2 separate regions of the Homo sapiens genome follow, and region 2 is linked to region 1. A link is an interaction called in ENCODE POLR2A ChIA-PET data of the cell type or tissue named here. Cell type or tissue: OCI-LY7. All regions are shown on one strand. Each heading gives the region's core, and the rest is flanking DNA. Links, peaks and the distances in the headings are about the cores only. Region 1 overlaps PLCB1 (phospholipase C beta 1). Region 2 overlaps PLCB1 (phospholipase C beta 1).

Region 1 (2,920 bases), core at 232-2,731:
GGACAGAACTGAAATCAACATATGCATGGCAGGCACTACGATTTTGCTCACGCTAATTCTGTGTCTCTTTGCATCAGTACTGACTGTTGGAGCAGGTCTACGCTGAGAGCCAGGGCTGTGTTTCTTCCCTAGTCCTACGTAGGCATTGTCATATTTTAATTTCAGAATAACCACCTTCTTTGTCTTAGTGCATTCAGGAATTAAGGAGAAGAATAGAGATTTTTCATTGCAATACACAATTTATGGGATGATTGAAGGAAATAGAGAACCATGACACATAAAAATGTGTGATAGGATCACAGAAAGAGCACTTAACTGCAGGCTATAGTCTTGAGCCAGAAATTGTCTCTCCACTACCTCTGGGCAAGTTGCTTCATCTCTCTAGGCCATTTGTGGAATGGGAGCCTTAAACTCCTACAATTTTCTAGTAAGAATAAAAGCAACTTTGTTTTGAAATCATTCTAACTCAACAGAAGTTGAAGTTATGCTATCACGTTGGAATCTCTAGTTATAGACTAATTATTTTCAATATTTATTACCCAGGACCCCAAATTACGTGAACTTTTGGATGTGGGGAACATCGGGCGCCTGGAGCAGCGCATGATCACAGTGGTGTATGGGCCTGACCTCGTGAACATCTCCCATTTGAATCTCGTGGCTTTCCAAGAAGAAGTGGCCAAGGTATGGTGGATGGAAATTGCTAAAGCTTATCATCATGATCTGAATCCTTGAGCTATCATACTAATGCCTGCAAAAGACTGAATTTTTGTCATATTTAGCATGTGTTAAAATTTCACCTAAAAATAATTCAGCTGCCAAGTATAAGTGCAATTAAAATACTTCTAAATAATGGCATCAACTTAAGAATTATGGAGATTTTTTTCATAAAGAATAAGCCATTTGGCCGGGCACGGTGGCTCATGCCTATAATCCCAGCACTTTGGGAGGCCGAGGCGGACAGATCACTTGAGGTCAGGAGTTTGAGATGAGCCTGGCCAACATGGTGAATCCCTGTCTCTACTAAAAATACAAAATTAGCTGGGTGTGGTGGCGGGCACCTCTAATCCCAGCTAATTGGGAGGCTAAGGCAGGAGAATCGCTTGAACCCAGGAGGTGGAGGTTGCAGTGAGCCAAGATTTGCCACTGCACTCCAGCCTGGGTGACAGAGTGAGACTGTATCTCAAAAAAAAAAAATAAATAAATAAAGAGAATAAGGCATTTGATATAGTTTCTTTGCATAACAAAATACAAATAAAACCACATTCTATTTCATCTAAACACTTTCTCCCAAGTCATTCTCTCTTAGCCTCATCCCTATGCCACTTCTAAGTCCGTGTCATTTCCAGCTCTCTCCTAGGGGACAGACATCTTCAGCCCTCTTTAAACTTCTTAATCCCTGGGCAGCAACTAGCCCACCATAATCCATGTAGTAGTTACTCAGTTAATATGTAGACTAATGAAAAACTAACAGTTTAAAATAAAAATTTTAGATAATAATGAAAATAATATTAAGTAAGAACAAATAATATTTATTCAATTACGGATTAGAAAGATGAATTAGATATGGCCCACCCACTGAGGAGCTGCCATTTCACTAGGAGCAAGCCTTTCAGATATTTACAAAAATAGCTAGAAAACAGGTATAATGTAGCAAACAAGAAGCTGTGAACATCTAGGACCCCTGGATTCAAGTGCAATGCTTTCTCTAGAAACGTCCAATTGTCATTGAAAGAATACTGAAATGAACATATTTAAAGAAGAGCTTTCTTTTTCCATTTTTATAGTTTATAAAATACTAGTGATAGTCCTTCTCCTTCATATAACTTCCTTCAAGAGTTGAGAATATGAATCTAAGAAAACTTTGAGTTCTGCATATAATATATGTGCCTTACAGAGCTTCTCATGTCATGCATCACAACTACAGGGTCACTTCATGTCAGTGTGCATTGTCTAAGTATTGTGATCTACAATTTTTTAACCCTCAGTGCTCTGGTGATTTTCTGAGCTACACCAGATGTGTTGGCCTGGTTCCTTCCTTCCTTTCTTTCTTTTCTTTCTTTTCTTTCTTTTCTTTCTTTCTTTCTTTCTTTCTTTCTTTCTTTCTTTCTTTCTTTCTTTCTTTCTTTCTCTCTCTCTTTCTTTTCTTTCTTTCTTTCTCTTTCCTTTCTTTCCTCTCTTCTTTCCTTTCTTTCTCTCTTTCTTTTCTTTCTTTCTTCTTTCTTTCTTTCTTTCTTTCTTTCTTTCTTTCTTTCTTTCTTTCTCTTTCTTCTTTCCTTTCTTTCCTCTCTTCTTTCCTTTCTTTCCTTTCTTTCTTTTTCTCTCTCTCTCTTTCTTGTTTTTTTTTTTGATGGAGTCTCACTCTGTCGCCAGGTTGGAGTGCAGGTAGTGGCTCCTGCACTCCACTTGGCTCACTTCAACCTCTGCCTCCTGGGTTCAAGCCATTCTCCTGCCTCAGCCTGCCGAATAGCTGGGACTACAGGCGCATGCCACCATGCCCAGCTAATTTTTGTGTTTTTAGTAGAGACGGGGTTTCACCATATTGACCAGGATGGTCTTGATTGTCCTGGTTTCTGTGTCATTAGTGATTATTGGCAGGGATTTATTTCTAACACTTATGTAATATTGACTTTAATTCTTATAATGGGATGCATAAAATGCCAACCAGTTTTAATATTCTAATGTCTTTAGAAACTACTCTTTCCAAGTATGTTGTAAACAGAATCTACTTTCTCTCTTTATAAGCCAAGTTACCCATTTATTTCTATAGTATCATTTATACTTGGAGAGATTTCAGTTCAATGAACATTGTCTGTGTGACATATACTTTATTTTGCTGTATATGAATGGATAGTTGGATGGATAAATTAATACAGAAAAAACAGATTCTAAGTGTTTGCAAAATATTTTTAAAATATGTTTC
Region 2 (2,920 bases), core at 204-2,703, 89 kb before region 1:
TCATAGCTGTAGAATAAATGGAACTTAGGATTAATACAGAACAATTTCTTCAGTTACTTACTCTATATGACAAATGGAACCAGTTATATGAATGCTAAGACCTAGTATCTTGAAGACTCTCAAGTAAAAAAATGCTCTGGGGAAAATAATTTAAAACCATTTGTCTCTGGTTTTGACACACTTCAAACAAACTTGTACAATATATTTTCCCAACCTGAACATATTCATTCATTCAAGGACAGATCAGTCACCCAATGGACATATATTTAGCAATGATTCTATGTGTAATCATGATTCTGGGAACATAGAATTAAAGATGATTAACAAGTTAAAACGTCTCCCTTTGAGGTCGGGAAATATTCACCTGACTTTACTGTTATACTGTTTTATCCCCCAGTGCCTAATATTATGCTTGGAACAGGGTAGATACTTGCCTCTTTTCTTTATTTTCTTTCTTTCTTTCTTTCTTTCTTTCTTTCTTTCTTTCTTTCTTTCTTTCTTTCTTTCTTTCTTTCTTTTTCTTTTTCCTTCCTTCCTTCCTTTCTTTTCCTTTCCCTTCCTTTCTTCTTTCTCTTTTTTCTGTCCTCTTTCCTTCCTTCTTTCCTTCCTTCCTTCCTTCCTTTCTCTCTTCCATTTGTTGTTCTTTGTTTTTTTGTTATTTAAATAAGTAACATTAATAAAACACACTGGTGGAAATAAACAGAAGTGAGAACATAAACAGCTTAGGTGACTGGGATTTAAGCATATGGCTTTCTATGTCTTAGCAACCCTCATGTGGTTGGAGGTTGTCAGTCTTATTCCCCATTTGACCTCCAGCATTAGCCCAGAGGCTGGACAAAAGAAGTAATCAATTAATAATTGATATCAAAATAAATGATTCAGTGTCTTTTCAACATAGGACAACACAGTCAGTGAGGCTAACAAGAATGATATCAATTTTTCAAGATGTTAAATGCTACACATTATACTATACTAAAGAAAAAAGAAAGTTTGCATCACTTTTTTTTCATTTATCTGGAAAATTTATTTATATTGAAGTTCTCATTTAGTTTTGGTGCCTGATGAATGAGCTATTACTTGATATTCTCTTGCTTTCTCAATAACCATCTCATCTAGAAAGCAGGGTGGGACTTCTCTTTTTTTTACTTTTCTGACGTGGTGAAGCGTCTATCAGAACATCTTTCCTCTCATTGGCAGCTCACTACGCAGCTTGCAAAGGTTCACAGGTGGCTGAAACCCAACCCAGTTGTAAATCACAACATGGGTACATCTTGCATATTTTAGAAGACAGAAAAGAAAATACCTTGTCAGCCAGCAATCAGAAGCACATTATATCTCAGAAAGTCTGCCCCTTGTGCCTGTCAGCCTGAATGGGACCTTTCACACAAACCTTCCTGCCAATTCACTTAGAGCAGCCAGACAACTCCCTCCCTCCCATCTTTCAAATTACTCCACATGTCTAAGTTTTCCTTTAAAATGTTTCCAAACCACTGGAGCACACCTCTCATCACAGACCCCCATTGATGAGAGACAGGATTAAGGTTATGTCAGATATAACTGATGATTAGAGTTATTTCCACCTTCTCCACAGTTGTTGACAGACAGCAAATAAAGGCAACATTGTTAGACCTACAATTGATCTATTGAAGTTAGGACTTATTTCTTGACTCCTGAAAATACAACCTTCTACCAGGGCTATTCTAAGCCAGTGATTTAGAGCCCTGATGCCCTGTATTTATTTATTTTTTTTACTAATTTTTCCACTGCTATGCAATGAGGCATATCATTATTATTATTGTAACCGCCTGGCTCTCAGTGGCATGTGCACAAACACCCAGAAAGTAAAGGCATACAGAAGCCTCCGTTAACGTTGAGAAGGGACAGACACCATAATTGTTTTCCACTGTTCCTTCCATTTTAAACAGTGGGGATCTTACCTATGTTAAGCATTTCTAGGTGAAGCATAGACTGCTTAAGAGCTGTATGAGTAGAAATTAGGAATTTAGGCTTCAGATCCAACCCCACCTGGGTTGGTATTTGGGTTTCAACATATAGTAGCTTTGTAACTGCTGGTGTGCCACTAATGCTCTCCAAATATTAAGGAAGGCTTTGAATGCTATTCCAAGATGTTTAGGCTTTCTTCCACAGGCAGAAGAGAGCCTTTGAAAGCCTTGGAGCAGATGAGTAACATAGTAGAAAAAAATACTTCGAGATAACTTGCAAAGAGGAGTTGTCAATCTCCAGGATTTGCTCAGCTCCATTCTCCTTCTGGGCACATGGAAGTTCTCTGTGTCTGGCACTGCATTGGTTCTCCAAATCTCACAAACAGTGCACTGAATGACTGTGATGATTGAATAATTGACCAAGAAACCCAGATAATGAAAGGAAGAAAGAGAAAGAAAGAAAGAAAGAAAGAAAGAAAGAAAGAAAGAAAGAAAGGAAGGAAGATAGTAATGAAATGTGGGCATGGTTGACTAATGTATGAGAGTTCATCAGATGTATAACTTACTTTTCTTTTGAATAATTTGTATTTATTTATTGAGCATTACCTGGATAAAATACATAACTAGTTCCATGCTTCACTTAATGGTTTAATTATCAAGAAGTTTTGAATCAATACTGACCTGCAAGCAATGTCTCAAATCTGGAAGCTACCAAGAATTCTGAGATCCAAGTTTTCTTTCAAACTTCCCTCCCTTTTGCATTTTGAAGTGGTAGTACAATTTGGATCAGATAAAGAGGAACAAGGTGGTTTCAGCTAGCTGCAGAACACAGATATGACTTCATTACCCAGCTGTTAGTAATTTTCCTCCCAGTCGGAGGCAGAATTTTGAATAGACTGAAAACATGTTTGTGCAGGGTTCTAAGATGCTACATGAATTCAGATGTTCATTCATTTAATTCATATAATAGCCTCAGA

Evidence for each region. ChIA-PET counts read pairs that join two places held together with the same protein. Peaks named below come from ENCODE experiments on the same cell type or tissue, not always from the same donor. Only the 100,000 strongest peaks of a DNase experiment are listed, where the experiment ranks them.
Region 2: POLR2A ChIA-PET joins it to region 1 with 6 read pairs; 2 of 35 experiments call an interaction of 5 or more read pairs at or near these places.

The regions. Positions count from the first base shown.
Region 1 is chr20:8,627,751-8,630,670 of GRCh38, forward strand. It overlaps PLCB1 (phospholipase C beta 1), which reads left to right. Exons shown (of 32, transcript NM_015192.4): 4 at 544-681. Among named protein-coding and RNA genes, the nearest start is that of RNU105B, 200 kb to the right of the region's middle. In OCI-LY7, for the core only: no CTCF peak of the experiment used is centred there; no DNase peak of the experiment used is centred there.
Region 2 is chr20:8,539,170-8,542,089 of GRCh38, forward strand. The region is part of intron 3 of PLCB1 (phospholipase C beta 1); the gene reads left to right. Among named protein-coding and RNA genes, the nearest start is that of RNU105B, 290 kb to the right of the region's middle. In OCI-LY7, for the core only: CTCF peaks have their summits at 1,335 and 1,535; a DNase peak (open chromatin) is centred at 1,252; H3K4me3 peaks cover 1,614 bases; H3K27ac peaks cover 2,500 bases.